Linked DNA regions of Homo sapiens: region 2 is linked to region 1. A link is an interaction called in ENCODE POLR2A ChIA-PET data of the cell type or tissue named here. Cell type or tissue: OCI-LY7. All regions are shown on one strand. Each heading gives the region's core, and the rest is flanking DNA. Links, peaks and the distances in the headings are about the cores only.

Region 1 (8,748 bases), core at 1,217-6,216:
CTACCTGGCTGGGTAGATAAAAGCTTCTAGTCTTAACTTCAGCAAATGATCAGTGTTATTTTATTGATTTAAATAATGAAGATTGTGGCTCATGCCTGTAATCCCAGCACTTTGGGAGGCTGGAGCATGTGGATCGCTTGAGCCCAGGAGTTCAAGACCAGCCTGGGCAACGTGGCAAAACCCCATCTCTACCAAAAATACAAAAATTAGCCAGTCTCATAACCTGGTCTCAAAATAAATAAACAGATAAAATTTTAAAAATAAAAAAATTAATGCTGTAATAAATAAATAAATAATGGTGATTGACATGAGCCACATGTAGGTGTACTGCTAAGGAGACATGGGAAACTCAAATTTAGTCATGTGTCTCTCCTCAAACAAAGAGAGCAGACTATCTTAAAAACTAATGGGGCAGGGTAACTACTCAGGCCTGCAATATGGTGGCTGCCTTCCCAGCTCTCTCCTTGATCCCTGACTTAGTTCTGCATGCTACCTTGGACAACTGACTTCTTTTTCTTTTTTTTTTTTTTTTTTTTACTTTGGATCACTTACATCAAATTAAATAGGTTTCTTGAAAACACAGAGAAAACACTCAATAAATGTGAGCTATTTTATCAATAATAAAGCTATTACAGTTTCTTTGTAGAAAGTGTTAACAGAAGGGCAGCGTCTACACAGAGTCTAGGAAAAGAAAACCATAAAGAACTCATCCATGTGACTTGTCCCTTTTTCAAATGCTGGAGGGTCCCTTCAGGAGATCCATTCCTGTGATGGAGATGAGTGATGCATTGCGCTCCACAGGTTGCTGAGAATAGCTATACATATTGTATCTTTTTTGCTAGGATCCAGGCTCACCAAGCAGTCTTGATATAGTAGTTGATTTCAACGACATCTTTTTTTTTTTTCCTTTTTTATTCCTTTTAGAGACAGGGTCTTGCTCTGTCACCCAGGCCAGAGTGCAGGTTATGATCATAGCTCACTGCAGCCTCAAATTCCTGGGCTCAAGCGATCCTCCCACCTCAGCCTCCCTAGTAGCTGACACTACAGGAGCATACCACCATGCCCAACTCATTTTTTAAATTTTTATTTTTGTAGAAAGGGGGTTTTTCTTTGTTGTCCAGGCTGGTCTTGAACTTCTAAGCTTCAAGCAATCCTCCTACCTCAGGCTTTCAAAGTGCTGAAATTACAGGCATGAGCCACTGCACCCAGCCTGGTTTCAACAAAATTTTCTTTTCTTTTCTTTCTTTTTTTTTTTTTCTCGAGACGGATCTTGCTCTGTCGCCCAGGCTGGAGTGCAGTGGCATGATCTCAGCTCACTGCAACCTCCGCCTCCTGGTTTCAAGCGATTCTCCTGCCTCAGCCTCCAGAGTAGCTGGGATTATAGGCGCACGCCACCACACCCAGCTAATTTTTTGTATTTTTAGTACAGACGGGGTTTCACCATGTTGGCCAGGCTGGTCTCAAACTCCTGACCTCATGATCCACCCGCCTCGGCTTCCCAAAGTGCTGGGATTACAGCCGTGAGCCAATGCATCTGGCAGGACAAAATTTTCTTAAATGAGGGAAAATGCCCTGAACATCCAACTCTCAACACTCTAGAATTCTGCGATGAAAGTACAGCTGTCTTTGAAAATTAATCAATTGGTGTTTAGCTTATCCATCTGTCTGTTATGATTTTAACTGGCAAATCCAGTCTCCCCAAAGTCTAATTATATATGGATATTAGAGGCTCTTTTCATCTCAGGCTCTTTTGGTGGCAAGGAACAGAGACTCATCCAAACTTGCTACAGGAGAAGGCTGTTTATTGAATCTTAGGTGTTGAAAGATAGGAACCCAAATTGAGAAGGACTTCAAGGAACTTAAAAGCCACTGGGGGCCTCGTGCAGTGGCTCATGCCTGTAATCCTCACATTTTGGGAGGCGGAGGCAGGTGGATCTCTTGAGCCCAGGAGTTTGAGACCAGACTGGGCAACGTAACAAAATCCCGTCTTTACAAAAAATACAAAAATTAGCCAGGTGTGGTGGGAGGCTGAGGTGGGAGAATCATCTGAGCTCAGGGAGGTGGTGACTGCATTGAGCTGTGATTGTGCCACAGTACTTTAGCCTGGGCCACAGAAAGAGGCCCTTTTTCAAAAAGAAAAAGAAAAAAAAAGCCACTGGGAACCGATTTTCCTCTGTCTCTCATTTGAAATTAGTGTGTCTTTCTATGTCTCTGCCTCTCCAACTTTCTTTTTCTCTCAGTATTTTTTTTTTTTTAGACGGAGTCTGGCTCTTTTGCCCAGGCTGGAGTGCAGTGGCGCGGTCTTGGCTCACTGCAACCGCCGCCTCCTGGGTTCCAGCCATTCTCCTGCCTTAGCCTCCCAAGTAGCTGGGACTATAGGCAAGTGCCACCATACCCAGATAATTTTTGTATTTTTAGTAGAGACGGGATTTCTCCACGTTGATCAGGCTGGTCTCAAACTCCTGACCTCAGGTGATCCACCTGCCTTGGCCTCCCAAAGTGCTGGGATTACAGGCGTGAGCCACCACGCCCAGCTGTCTCTCAGTCTTTCTGTATGGTTACACCACTCTCCCTCTGTTTACTGATGCTGTGCTTGGTCATCATAGACACCACAGCCCAAGGTCAACAAGGAAACCTCCTCCTTGTCTCTTGGTTCATATTTACCCAGACAAAACCTATGGGCTCAATCCATTGTTTCAAGCCAGGACACAAGACGGCAATCTATGAATTGACTAGTTTCGGATTAGAAGTCCACTTCCGATCCAATCAGCTGTTATGAGATGGAGGGGCAGTATCACCCGGGACAAAAATAGCCACCTGGCACAAGCAAGGGCTGTAAGTGAGGGTATTCACCAGAAGTTGGCATGGGTAGGTAGCTACACTGAAATCATTCTATTAATATGACCATATTTTCTGAGCCAAAAATTAGGATAAATAGTATAAAATGTATTTGGGATCCACTCTCTGATGGTAGAGGCAGTCTGGATGATGCAGTTCAGGTGCTAAAATATTGCAACTTCTCAAGTATTTTGATAGCTAATGAGAATAATGAAACAAGATCTTTGAAATTGAGACTTTCCTGGAAAATTTGTCACTATAAAATAGTAGGTGACCTGCCAGGTGCAGTGGCTTATGCCTGTAATCCCAGCACTTTGGGAGGCCAAGGTGGGTGGATCATTTGAGGTCAGGAGTTCAAGACCAGAGTGGCAAACATGGTGAAGCCTTGTCTCTACTAAAAATACAAAAATTAGCCGGGCATGGTACTGCGTGTCTGTAGTCCCACATACTCAGGAGGCTGAGGCAGGAGAATTGCTTGAACCCAGGAGGCAGAGGTTGCAGTGAGTCAAGATCACGTCACTGCACTCCAGCTGGGCTACAGAGCAAGACTGTGTCTCAAAAAAAAAAAAAAAAAAGTAAGTGATCTTATAAAGCAGAGTACCTACATCACAGAATTGTTGAGAGGATTAAATGAATTTTATATGTAAATCAATTTGATGGTTTCTATATAAATATTAACTATTATCATCACATATTGAAGAACTGGATAATCTTTTTTGTTTTTTTGTTTTTCTTTTTTTTTGAGACGGAGTCTTGCTCTGTCGCCCAGGCTGGAGTGCAGTGGTGCCATCTCGGCTCACTGCAAGCTCCTCCTCCCGGGTTCACGCCATTCTCCTGCCTCAGCCTCCCAAGTAGCTGGGACTACAGGCACCCGCCACCACGCCCGGCTAATTTTTTGTATTTTTAGTAGAGCTGGGGTTTCACCGTGTTAGCCAGGATGGTCTCGATCTTCTGACCTTGTGATCCACCTGCCTCGGCCTCCCAAAGTGCTGGGATTACAGGTGTGAGCCACTGCGCCCGGTGAACTGGATAATCTTTGATCTGTGCTGACTCCACCAAGGTACAGTTATCCTGTTAGGTAATCTCTGACTGCCAGTCTGCCTCTTTGCAGATTTCTCGTAAATGCAACATCAAACAACAGCCAAGCAGAAGGATAGCTTTTAGGAAGCTTCAAGAAATAGCAGTGATGCCCTTTATGATCTTACCAATGCACACATAAAGTTGATTTTCTATCTCAACATCCCCTTCCATAAAATGGAAACTGTTCTTCAGATTGCCAGATATATTCAAATATCTTTTATAATAAATGGGTATTGAGAGAAATAGAAATACCTCAACCTGCAGAATCCAGCTGTCCAGGGAGCAAATGAGGGGAGGAGCTTGGAGCGCTGAATAAGAGGCTACAGGTAGAACTGTTGAGAAGCCCAAAAGCCAGAGTTGAAAAGCAACCTAGAAAAGTGGCGGGTCAGGAAGTCGTGGGGGACAGAGTCAGAAAGAAATCCAGGCTGCATGAAAATTCCAGGACTCGTGCATTTCAAATGTCTACACCCCATCTTTTCCTGAGGCCCACTTTGTTGATTTTAAAATGGCTAGACTTGCAAGGTACTGGCCACTGGACTTGCTGGTGCCACAACAATTTGATGTTGAGGTAGTTTTGGTGAACATATTACAAGCCCATAATACATGGATTTTGAAATTTTTGTTTGTTTTTCTTTTTTCTTTCTTTCTTTCTTTTTTTTTTTTTTTTTTTTTTTTTTGAGATAGAGTCTTGCTCTGTCACCAGGCTAGAGTGCAGTGGTGTGATCTTGGCTCACTGCAACCTCCACCTCCCGCGTTCAAGAGATTCTCCTGCCTCAGCCTCCCAAGTAGCTGGGATTACAGGCACGTGCCACCATGCCCAGCAAATTTTTGTATTTGTAGTAGAGATGGGGTTTCACCATCTTAGCCAGGCTGGTCTCAAACTCCTAACCTTGTGATCCACCTGCCTCAGCCTCCCAAAGTGCTGGGATTACAGACGTGAGCCACTGCGCTCGGCCTCTGAAGCTTTTACTACTTGTTTTTGGAGTACTTGATTACTCTAAATAATTGATACCTAGGTGTATAGTTACTTATTGCTATACGGCAAATTACTCTAATATTTAGAGGCTTAAATCAACCATCATTTATTATCTCACAGTCTCTGAAGATCAGGAAGTAGCTTAACCAAACAGTTCTGCCTTGAGGTCTCTCCTAAGGTAGTCAGCAATATGTCACCTGGGGGAAGAGTCATTTGAAGTCTTGCCTGGGGTTGGAGAATAGACTTCCAAGGTGGCTCATACACACACACAGTTGTCAAGTTAGTGCTGGTTTTTGGTAAGAGGGCTCAGTTGCTCTCCATCTATGTCTGTTGCTGAATTAGAAACTTGAGTGAAAAGATGAGGGTAGTAGCGACTAATGTTGAAACAGCTGTTAGGGATTGAAAGCAAACTCTTTGTTTTTCAGATGTCAATCCTCTTTATGAGCTTCCCCATACACTGGTTGAATAACCTCACAAAAGGGTGACTGTCTTTCCCCATAGCAAAGTATTCATAGACATATTTTAAAACCTCCACACCAGACGCAGCAGCTTTGTACTACGTCAGGTTAGCTAAGCTAACTTGGTACTGTTTCCCAGAATTCTGTTCCTTGTATAGTTCTGGCTTAGCCATGGACCTAAGAGACATTCTGGGTTAGATTTGGAAGGTGGAGATTTGGAAGCTGGAGACATGTCTTTTACACTCTGAAGGTCTTCCTGGGCAATAGGCGGTGGGACATCATGTCATGATCACTGGCTAACCTTATGCCATGGGGCAGCACTGGGTCCTGCAGCTCCTTTAGCTTCCCTGAGTTCTGACCCACAATGAAAGCATGAGCATCAAGGTTAGAGTTGGTGAGAGACAGAGGCAGGGTCTAGTGTTCGTTGTGGGCCACAGTTTGTCCTCACAGGTTTTAGTTTGTCCTTGACCTTGTCCATATTCAGTTTCCTTCCCGTCTGTCAAACTGGCTGACCTACAGCGACTTCAGGCTCAGCATTAGACTCAGAGGCAACAGCAGCCTGCACAGACTGCCACCACTGCTGCTGCAAACCTATGTTACTTTCTATAAAGCTGCTTGAAATTGTTCTTTATTACTAGAGCCGGTCTGCCACTAAGAGGCTGTGAAACCTTGAGGAAGAGGATTGATGTCTGAAAAACAAAGAGTTTGGTTTTGATCCCTAACAGCTGTTTCAACATCAGTTGCTACCACCCTCATCTTTTCACTCAAATTTCTAATTCAGCCATTGTACTTCTCAGTGTCTTTTCTAGAAAAAGACTTGCCTGTGATTACCAACAGCCATGTTCATGGCAGCTTTGATTATGGACAATAAAGGAAGGCAGGAGGTAGGGAGAGAGAAAAGAGGGAGGGAGGGAGAGAGAGAAAGAAAGCAAGAAAGAGAGAGAGAGAAACATTGAAAAGAACTTAAAAGTTCATCAATAGGGAAATGCATCAATAAACTATGGTATTTCATAGGACTGATAAAGCATTGTATTGATGTGCATTTTTGTTTGATGATTTTTGGTTTGGTTTGGTTTTGGCAAGCCATTTTGACTCCACAGTTTTAAAACTGGTAAACATTTTAGACCTGGGCACATTCCCACACAAGGAAATTTTGGACTTTTATTTATTTATTTATTAGAGACAGGGTATCACTCTGTCACCCAGGCTGGAGTACAATGGCACATAGCATGATCATAGCTCACTGAAGCCTCAAACTCTTAGGCTTAAGCCTCTCGAGTAGCTGGGACTGCAGAAGAGTACTGCTGAGCTCAGCTAATTAAAAAAATTTTTTTTTTAGAGATGGGGTCTTGCTATGTTGCCCAGGCTCATATCAAACTCTTGGCCTCAAGCAATCCTCCTACCTTGGCCTCCCAATCTTCCTGCCTCGGCCTCTCAAAGTGCTGGTATTACTGGCATAAGCCGCCATGCCCAACAAACGAAGGACATTATAATTTAACCTATTGTTCTTAACTCTACCACAAAATGAGTAGTTAGTATGTATAGGCAAAGCTAAAAAAGCAAGACACCAATGGAAGATGACAAGATGATGTTACTCTTCTGTAGCATCTGAAAGGATTTGCTTACAGTGTTTTCATAAGTTAAGAATTAAATATAAACTGTCAGTATTGTGTCCAATTTATAATAAATATTTCTGTAGAAAGAATTAATATAAAATAAAATTGACAATGGCTAAAACTGCACATGGTAAACGTGCAATTTGATAAGTTGATTCTAAAATTTATCTCCAAGAGAAAATGTTCAAGAATAGTGAAGACATTTTGCAAAAGATTCAAGATGGCACTCATTCTATCAGATAGTATCCTACAAACTTATAGAAATTAAATTTGCCTGTCTCTAAACAGGATTAGACAATTAAACTCAAAGAATAAAATAGAACCCTGAAAAGACTCTTGGACATGTAGAAATATCATACATTTAGACCATAGAGGAAAAGATTGATTAGTCCACAAATGGAGTTGAGATAATTAATTACCTGTTTACAGAGAAATAACATTCCTACTCCGCATCACATAAAAAGAAAGATTCCAGATGCATTTTAAAGCTACATGTAAAAAACATTAGCTAGGTATTAAAATAAAATAGAGCACTTCTTTGTGTTATCAGAAAAGGAAATACAAAAAGCAGATCCTTGAATAATGTGTCTTTCAACATCGTTTTCTTCTAATTTTGATGAGAAAAAAATTGGTTTTCTATGTTGTTTTGCTTAAAGTTGCAGTTTACAAGAGCCTATTGACAATGTTAAGTGAGGACTTACTGTACTTTCTTATGTAAAATACTACAAGCAAAGTCATACAGAACAAGATTCATAAATATAACTATGTAAAAAATCATTTCTATACACATAGTGCCCAGATATTGATTTCTAATAGCATTCTCCAATAAAAGGGACCAGGATTCTTTGAAAAAATGGCTGATTCGAGAACTAGGGTAGGAAATATACAAGATAAGCATTGTGCATTTTTTAAAGTTAGAAAGTAAGGAAGAGCTGGCCGGACACGGTGGCTCACCCCTGTAATCCCAGCACTTTGGGAGGCCAAGGCGGGCGGATCACCTAAGGTCAGGAGTTTGAGACCAGCCTGGCCAACATGGTGAAACCCCATCTCTACTAAAAATACAAAAATTAGCCGGGCGTGGTGGCAGGCGCCTGTAATCCCAGCTACTTGGGAGGCTGAGGCAGGAGAATTGCTTGAACCCGGGAGGCAGAGGTTGCAGTGAGCTGAGATCACACCACTGCACTCCAGCCTGGGGGACAAGAGCGAGACTTCGTCTCAAAAAAACAAACAAGAAAAGAAAGTAAGGAAGAGCTAAAATATGTACACAATTTTGGAGATGTGTTGAAGGGACACAGGAATTAATTGAAGGTGATCCCAATGGCCAAAACTAGAACAATTTGAGCAACAAAAGAAAGTAGCATTGAATTTTTTTTTTTTTTTTTGAGACAGAGTTTCACTCTGGTTGCCCAGGCTGGAGTGCAGTGACGCAATTTCGGCTCACTGCCACCTCCGCCTTCCGGGTTCAAGCAATTGTCCTGCCTCAGCCTCCCAAGTAGCTGGTATTAAAGGCGCCTGCCACTACGCCCAGCTAATTTTTTTATTTTTAGCGGAGACGGAGTTTCACTGTGTTGGCCAAGCTAGTCTGCAACTCCTGACCTCATGATCCACCTGCCTCAGCCTCCCAAAGTGCTGGGATTACAAGCATGAGACACCATGCCTGGCTGAAGTAGCACTGAATTCTTAATGTAACTCAAAGTATACAATAAATAACCATGAGCCCATACTGTACAAATAAATGATGGAATAAACACATTAATTAAATTAATAGGGAAGAGTAGGC
Region 2 (8,748 bases), core at 2,391-7,390, 1.2 Mb after region 1:
AAACATAGCTACATGGTACAACAGGGGTGAATCTCACAAACAAAGCAAAAAATGCAAGTCACGAAGAAGACATACAGTGTGATTTCATTCATATAAAATTCACAAACAGCTAAGTCCACTCTATCATACTGCGATGCATACATACATCGTAAAATCAAAAAGAAAAGCAAGAAAATGATTCTCACAAAAGGGAGGCTGGTGATGACCTGGGGAGGGGACACTGGGAGGTTAGGGGTGCTTGCAAAGCTCCCTTTCCTGGCCTGAGTGGTGGTTACACAGGGGTTTCCTTAATTATAATGTAATTTGTGTAATTACAATGCATTAAGATGTATTTTTTAAAAACATTTTCTCTTCGTATAGATCACATTACTCAAAAAAACGAGGAAAGCTGAAGCAAATATGACAATATTAACTAATCTCAATACCTGAATATCTGAATTAATTCAATTAATGAATTAATTGAATATCTCAAACTCTGCTGGGTCTATATCATTAATTATTATACTGCTATATGAAAAAAGCCAGGCCAAAAAAAAGATTACATACATTATATATGGAATTTGATATTCCATTTGTATAAATTTCCAGAAAATGCAACCTAACCTAGAGTGGGAGAAAGCAGACCAGTGGGTGCCCGGGGGCAGGGCTTTCAAAGGAGCCCAGGGAAACTGTTGGGGATGATAGATACGTTGATTATAATGATGGTTTTGCAGTGTATACTTTCATTAAAATGTATCAAGTTATACTCTTTAAATATGTGCAGTTTATTCTATGTCAGCTATACATCAACAAAGCAGTTAAAAAAAAACTCCCCTGTGCCTTTTCATATGTTTCTCATAGTCTTCAGTATGCATATACCGCTTTGGAAATGAGGAAGATACTTTTAAATGGTCAGAGAAACCTAAGTACCTTGAAGCTGTCTACCAGAGTTGTATGTATGCTTGTGGTCAGTCATGGGTTTCAATTATGTCAATGTATTTCTGTTCTGCTTTTGATAGAAAAAAGACCTCCACGCTCTTCCCTTCTGTCTTTTCTCCTCTCTCCCCTCTTTCTTTTCCCCTCTTCTCTCTGTCCCTCTCTCTCTCCCTCCCTTCCTTCTTCCCAGTCTCCCTTCCCCTTCTCTCTCCTTCTCCCCTTCTCCTCACTCTATTTCCTTTCTCTCTGTCCCTCTCTCTCCTCCCACCCTTCCTTATCAGTCTATTTCCTTTCTCTGTCTTTCTCTCTTTCTCTTTTTCTTTCTCTATCGCTCTTCTTCCCCCTCCTCTCTCTATCTCCCTCTCTCCTTTTCTCTTTGGTTCTCAGTCTTACTCTCTATCAGAAAACACTTTTCTTCAACTGAGCAGGCAGCTTTGGGAGACATGACAACACTCATAATAATGACAAACAATCATTTCTGTCATTTAATAGCATTTTATAGTTCACAACATGATTTCTCATATCTGTCTTCTGATTCTCACAACAATCCTTGGGTATAGTAACAGGAAAATAAAAAGCAACTGTAACCACTTCTGCCTTATAAGGAGGGTGGTAAATTTCACAACAGTGGGAAAGTAAATTTCTTTACTGCCCCTTCCACTTTCAGAGACTGTTAGTGAAGACAGCAGATGAAGGACAGAGACATTTCTTCTGCTCCAGTTCCCCACCCTTCAGCAATGGCATGGCCTCTTAGTTTTAATTAAAAAATGCATCCCTGGCTATGCAAAGATACATCCAGAGCTGAATTGAGGGTTGCGGCAAACACTGCTGTTGGCCTATCCAAAATATATTCTTTAGGGCCCTGACTTTTTGGTGAGCAGAAATGTGTCCCCACTAAAAAATTAGATTTCTTATCCTCCCTTCTAGATAAGAGCGGTCATGTGACTACCTTCAGGCTAATGGAATGAAGAAACTATTGTGTAGGATTGGAAATGCTCCCTAAAAAAGTGGCTGACTCTGTTGGCAGGTCTCTTGTTGACCTTCCTTCTTCCTCTACCCGAAATATGGATGTAATAACTGGTGCTGCGGCAGCCACTCTGCAGGTATGAGGTGGCCTTGATTGAGGACAGTGAGCTTGTGCTAAGTACACCAAAACAGAAACACAAGAGGAGATAAGGACATTAATGAGATGGTAGCATTACCACATCAGCCCTGGAATGCTTCTGTGGTTTGGATGTGTCCCCTCACCTCAAATTCAGGCGTTGCCAATGTAATATATTTAGTGTGGCTTTTTAGAGGTGGTCAGGTTATGAGGGCTTCTTCTTTGTTAGTGGAATTAAGGTCATTTTTAAAAAGCCTTCACACAGCAGGATTTGGCTAGCTTGCTCTTCACCTCTTCTGCCATATGAGCATGCAGCATCCTGCCCTTATAGTGGATGCAGTCTTACCAGACAATGAAACCGAACCTCCTAGTGCCTTGATATTGGACTTCAACACCTCCAGAACTATGAGGAATACACTTCCATTGTTTATACATTACCAGTCTGTGGTATTCTATCATAGCAGCCCAAAATGGACAAGCCAAATGCCTACTTCAAGACTTCTTTTACCTGAGAGAAAAACCTTAGACCTCATTTAAGGCATATTATACAGGTCTCTGTTGGGCCAAAATATAGTTTCTAAATGATAGAGAATTGATGAGCTTAGTGATTCTGTGTTTTGAAGTGAAGAATGGGGAATTTCTGGGATGAACCCTGCAGAAAGGTTCTCTAAAAAGAAGAAGCAACAAGCAACACAGTGATGCAAACTTCTCTTTCCTCAAGTCTTCTATAATGGCAGCTACATGTGTGTAGATGCCTTGTGTGCTTATGAGGGGAAATCAAGGAAAAGGGGTTGCATTTCCTCAACAATGTGGTGTGAGACCAGAACAGCACATGTGAGAAAGCAAATTGATCCATCCATGAAATTAATTCAAAATAAACAGGATCTCACAGGTAGAGAGGACAAGGAAACATTAACATCTATACCCCCCCTCCGACCCTCCTTCCTACCCAGAAAGTCTAGAGAAGCTTGTCTCACTACACTGGGGTGGCTTTTGAACCAATGCCATTTGCATCCCACAGGACAGGTGCTGAAGTTAGCATTGGGATAAGAGGAAGTCAGCTCATTTTATAATGAGGACCAGAAAGGTGAAGGGACAGCTGGATTGAAAGTCAGCTCTTCCAGCTTCTGCACAGCAAAAGAAACTATCATCAGAGTGAACAGGCAACCTACAGAATGGGAGAAAATTTTTGCAATCTACTCATCTGACAAAGGGCTAATATCCAGAATCTACAAAGAACACAAACAAATTTACAAGAAAAAAACCCGTCAAAAAGTGGGCGAAGGATATGAACAGACACTTCTCAAAAGAAGATATTTATGCAGCCAACGGACACATGAAAAAATGCTCATCATCACTGGCCATCGGAGAAATGCAAATCAAAACCACAATGAGATACCATCTCACACCAGTTAGAATGGCGATCATTAAAAAGTCAGGAAACAACAGGTGCTGGAGAGGATGTGGAGAAATAGGAACACTTTTACACTGTTGGTGGGACTGTAAACTAGTTCAACCATTGTGGAAGACAGTGTGGCAATTCCTCAAGGATCTAGAACTAGAAATACCATTTGGCCCGGCCATCCCATTACTGGGTATATACCCAAAGGATTATAAATCATGCTGCTATAAAGACACATGCACACGTATGTTTACTGCAGCACTATTCACAATAGCAAAGACTTGGAACCAATCCAAATGTCCATCAATGATAGACTGGATTAAGAAAATGTGGCACATATACACCATGGAATACTATGCAGCCATAAAAAAGGATGAGTTCATGTCCTTTGTAGGGACTTGGATGAAGCTGGAAACCATCATTCTCAGCAAACTATCACAAGGACAAAAAACCAAACACCGCATGTTCTCACTCATAAGTGGGAATTGAACAATGAGAACACTTGGACACAGAAAGGGGAACATCACACACCGGGGCCTGTCATGGGGTGAAGGGAGGGGGGAGAGATAGCATTAGGAGATATACCTAAGGTAAATGACGAGTTAATGGGTGCAGCACACCAACATGGCACATGTATACATATGTAACAAACCTGCACATTGTGCACATGTACCCTAGAACTTAAAATATAATAAAAAAATAAATAAATAAAAATAAAAAAAAAGAAAGTCAGCTCTTCCGATGTCAAGGTTTGTCTGTTTTTTATAATGCCTTAGTTACACCTGGACTCAAGAGGAAGAGGGAGAGAGGAAAGAGAACAGCCACCTAAGCAACCAGATAGGCCATGTGGGTCCTGGCGGCCAGTGACAACAGCTATCACTGCCAATTCCCTTGTCACAAGCATGTTTACGTGTACACGTTGCCTCCCTCTCATGGAGGTGTGTATATGAAAGCCAGGTACGTATAGGTATTTTAAGGGCTTCTTATTATGGTAGCAAGAGCATGAAGTGTAAAAATCTAGGCTTGAATCCCAGTTCTGCCTTTATTACGTGTATGACCTTGGGCAAATTCCTTCCCCTCTCTGGGCCTCAATTTTGTCATTACTGTCAGGAAGGAATTGGTCAAATTAAGTTCTAAGGTCCAATCCTGCTCTAACCTTCCAGAAGCTTATATAAAATATATCATTAAAGTAAGATAAAATCTTTTAAGTACTGAGGCCTGGCGTAGTGGCTCACGCCTATAATCCTAGCTATTCAGGAAGCTGAGACATAAGAATTGCTTGAACCGGGGAGGCGGAGATTGCAGTGAACCGAGATCGCACCACTGTGCTCCAGTCTGGTCAACAGAGGGAGACTCTGTCTCAAAAAAAAAAAACAAAAAAAAACTACTGAGCACTGAGAATAAACTCAGCTTTTTATAAATAGATGTGGCATAACAATGAGAAGCCATTATTTCACAAATTGCAGTTCTTAGGGGAACAGTACAGATCTATAACTAGATAAGCCACGAATGCACAGTTGCTTATTCCTATACTATCCTTAAATCACTCCATTACTATTTTGATAAATATTACAGCACATTTCTAGGTCTTCACACCTAGGTACCTCGGTACCTGCTTTAAACCTTGAAAATTTCCTTTAAATAAAAATTAAATAGACATAATAAGAATTTAAAATATGTTCTGGTACTGGCTCAATAGCACAAGAGCATGTGACATGAAGCTATTATAGTAACATCAGCAGGGCCATGGGAGGATTTTATTAGACATATCAGATACTTTATTAAACACCCAGAGCCTTCTCATCATAAATGCAGCCAAGCAGCCCGAGTGATGGGGACGAAGCACCTCATGAGCTCTAATCTCTTTATTCTGGTATTTAATAACTATGAATAAGCAGGGATGGATGGTATCGTTTACAAGTCGTCGTGAACCCAGGAAAAGGGTGATTTCAAAGGTTCCTTTGGGGTCGTTGAGGCCTTGTCTATAAAATGTGCCTGGATCATCTGGGTTTCTCTTCATCCGCAGTACCTCGTCTTCCTCTTCATCCGCAGTACCTCGTCTTCAGCTGCACTAGACTCCCAAGAACTAGGTAAAGGGAGACTCTGGAGTCTGGAACCCTCACCTGCAAGTACGTCACTGAGTTAGCCACAAAAGCCTTCTCCAATTGTTCGATCTTGTTCCCTAGCAGCCTACATTATTGTACCTGAATAGGGAATAGGGAAAGGCTTCCTGTTCCCTGCAACTGGAAAGCAGTTTAAATACATCACACATGTACACAGAGCTCTTCCTTGACATTTACAGAATGGCCCAAAGAAGGCAGGGATTCCCCAAGAGCTGTGAGCTGCCCCATCACAAAAGGTCTGCTAGCAAAGTCAAAGGCTGAATAGAGGATTTCATAATCAAATTGGGAGTGGGGAGGGAAGGTTGGCCTACAGGACTTCGGTTTCCTTTTCAGTCCTAAAAGTTGAAGATTCTATGACTGATGTAGGACCAAATGCTACTCAATGTTGATAATATTTGTTATTTAAGGCTTATGTGCCAGGAAACTGTGCTGAATACTTTACTTCAATTCTTTCATTTAACCCTCACATGAAATAAAAGTCAGCCCCGCATCCCTTCTATACGGTTCTATATCTGATTATCCACAGACCAGGGAACTGAGGTTCAGAGGCAGCTGAGCCACGAGATCACATGGCTCATTAAGTGCCAGGCAGGGTCTAAGGCCCGCCCCAGAGCCTGTGCTTTCTACCTTTCAGGGTTGCTTCACCCACACAGGGGCAGAGTTACACAACTGGATTGTAAAGGGAGCTTGCCAGAGCTCCAGCCTGAAATCATTCCTCTACCTCTGGCCACTGTTTGTCAAGGATCTGCACAGGAAAACAGGAGATCCAGGGGTGACAGAGGTGGGAAAATCAAGAGTTTGTGGGCTGCAGGGAGAAGACTCAAAGGTCAAAGCCTTTTAGCTACTGTACAGTGAACGTGAGAAAGATGCTCAGGAGTAGGTTTATCCCCAAGAGGGACATTCCAGGGAAGGGAAATTCTAACCAAAAGTATTCCTTTTTCCTTTGAGTCACAGGCTTAGTTCCTCTGGGGGACCTTGGCCAGGCAGGATGTTTGAGGCTAGAGCCAGCCCTTGTTCCCCCTCTTCACTGTGCAAATCCCTCCTGGCAGAAAGCCACCCTATCTCAAGCCTGGGCTGCTGTTTTTAGAGCCCTCCCTACAATCCGTTCATGGCCTGAGCCCACCTGAGGAGCCAGAGGTTCTCTGGCTATTCACAGATGCTGAGATTAGAGTCAGTAGAAGGTGGAAGACAAATTTAAGAGGTCTGGCTTTCTCTCTCTCTCAAAAGGCAGCCCCCGGCAGTGTTTGTTCTCAGAGCAGCCCTGGGAAGAAGGATGGTCACTTTCCTTTCTCCCAAAGATAACTGAAGAGAAGTAAGAAAGTACCTGTGCTTGAAAGCAAAATGACAACAATTAATCTCTAAGCACAAGGCCTAGCCATTAAATTCTTTGGAGAAACAACTTTAGGAGTTTAACGACAATCAAGAGCATAAAATTGAATTAAGAGAAATAGTAATTAAATCAGGAAAGAAGTTTTTGCAACGGGGATGGTAAAGGAAATTAAAACCAGTAATGTTGAAAAATGTGGTGGGCAGAGCGGGGGGAGGGGGGGCTTGGTGGAGAAGAGCAAAGAGCCAAGCACAAAGCAAACTAGGTTGGGAGATGCAGAATGTATGGCACTCAGAAAAGGAATTTGGAAATTGTTCTCCTTGAAAGACCAGGTGTCTGGCACTTCCAATTTGTGTCTAAATATGCCCAAATCCTAATGGGGACAAGCTTTCTTTCATGAAAATAGAAGCATCCACTTGGATAAAGTATTTTTTTTAAAAGCTGTAGACTTAAGTAGGGTGACCAACAGTCCTGATTTGTCCAGGACTATCTCTGTTTTAGTACTCAAAGTCCCATGTCCCAGGAAACCCCTCAGCCTGGAGAAAACCCCTCAATCCAGGGCAAACCAGAATGGTCACCCTAACTGGGAGGCAGACAGCCCTGGCTCCCCTCTCTGCTATACAGTCAGTAGCTATAGAACTTTGTGTGAGTCACTCCACCTCTGTGGGCAACAGTATTCTCACCTGTAAAAGAGGTTGTCATGAATTCCTCAAAAGAGTACAGAAGTTGCTATATGTCAAGATATCTAGAACAATGTGAATGTTGGAAAAGCTTTCAGTAAAAGTTTGATAAAGGGGAATTGAAGTTAAGAATATTGATAAAGAAAATAAAATATTAGCAAACACAATCCAGTAGCACATTAAAAATAATACATCACGACTTTTTTGGAGGTCCCCACGACCACCACATATTCAATGATTTTCTAGAATGACTCAGGTTTCAATATATAATCGTCCTCACAGTTAAGGATCATTACAGGGAAATGACATGTATTAGTCTGTTTTCATGCTGCTGATAACGACACACCTGAGACTGGGAAGAAAAAGAAGTTTAATGAACTTACAGTTCTGAATGGCTGGGGAGGCCTCACAATCATGGCGGAAGGCAAGGAGGAATAAGTCACGTCTTACATGGATGGCAGCAGGCAAAGAGAGCTTGTTCAGGGAAACTCCTGTTTTTAAAACCATCAGATTTCATGAGACTCATTCACTATCATGAGAACAGTGCAGGAAAGACCTGCCCCCATAATTCAATCACCTCCCACTGGGTTCCTCCCATGACACACAGGAATTGTGGGAGTTACAATTCAAGATAAAATTTGGGTGGGGACACAGCCAAACCATATCAGGACACAACAGAATCACCAGAGGAAAAAGACATGGGTGGAATGGAGAAATCCATGCACAGTCTTCCTATATTCTCTCCCTTCTGTAAGGAACACTGCAAGCAAGTTCCTTTCTCTAGCAACAATCAATGCAATAATGTTTCTGCCAGGAAGCCTGTTAGAGACTCAGCACCCAAGGTTTTTTTGTTGGTGGCTGGCCACATGGGCCTCTTCTGCCTGGCAACTACCAAAATTCCAGACTCTCAGAGGAATTACCTTCCTCAGAAGGAAAGCTGGTGTACTGGATAAACCACATTGTCAATCAGCCCAATCAGCCTTATCAGTTAGGGAATGATTCAAATGCCAAGTTTTCAGACACCAGCCAAGGTCCAACCTTGCAAACAGAACATTCTAGAAATAGCAGGGTCTGGCTGGCTATGATAACTCTTTTCAGCACAATGACCAAGTGGAGTTCATTTCAGGAATGAAAGAATACACATAAGTGATCACTAGAATCTGGCTCCCTAAGCTGCTATGTGTAACAGCAAATCCCAG

What was found. Peaks named below come from ENCODE experiments on the same cell type or tissue, not always from the same donor. Only the 100,000 strongest peaks of a DNase experiment are listed, where the experiment ranks them.
Region 2: POLR2A ChIA-PET joins it to region 1 with 5 read pairs; 2 of 35 experiments call an interaction of 5 or more read pairs at or near these places.

Annotation. Positions count from the first base shown.
Region 1 is chr9:100,415,921-100,424,668 of GRCh38, reverse strand. No RefSeq gene overlaps it. Among named protein-coding and RNA genes, the nearest start is that of MSANTD3, 6.8 kb to the left of the region's middle. In OCI-LY7, for the core only: no CTCF peak of the experiment used is centred there; no DNase peak of the experiment used is centred there.
Region 2 is chr9:99,237,294-99,246,041 of GRCh38, reverse strand. It overlaps LOC124902230 (a long non-coding RNA gene), which reads right to left and starts at 8,076. Exons shown (of 2, transcript XR_007061690.1): 1 at 7,933-8,076; 2 at 5,270-5,542. In OCI-LY7, for the core only: CTCF peaks have their summits at 4,570 and 4,772; a DNase peak (open chromatin) is centred at 4,711; H3K27ac peaks cover 1,673 bases.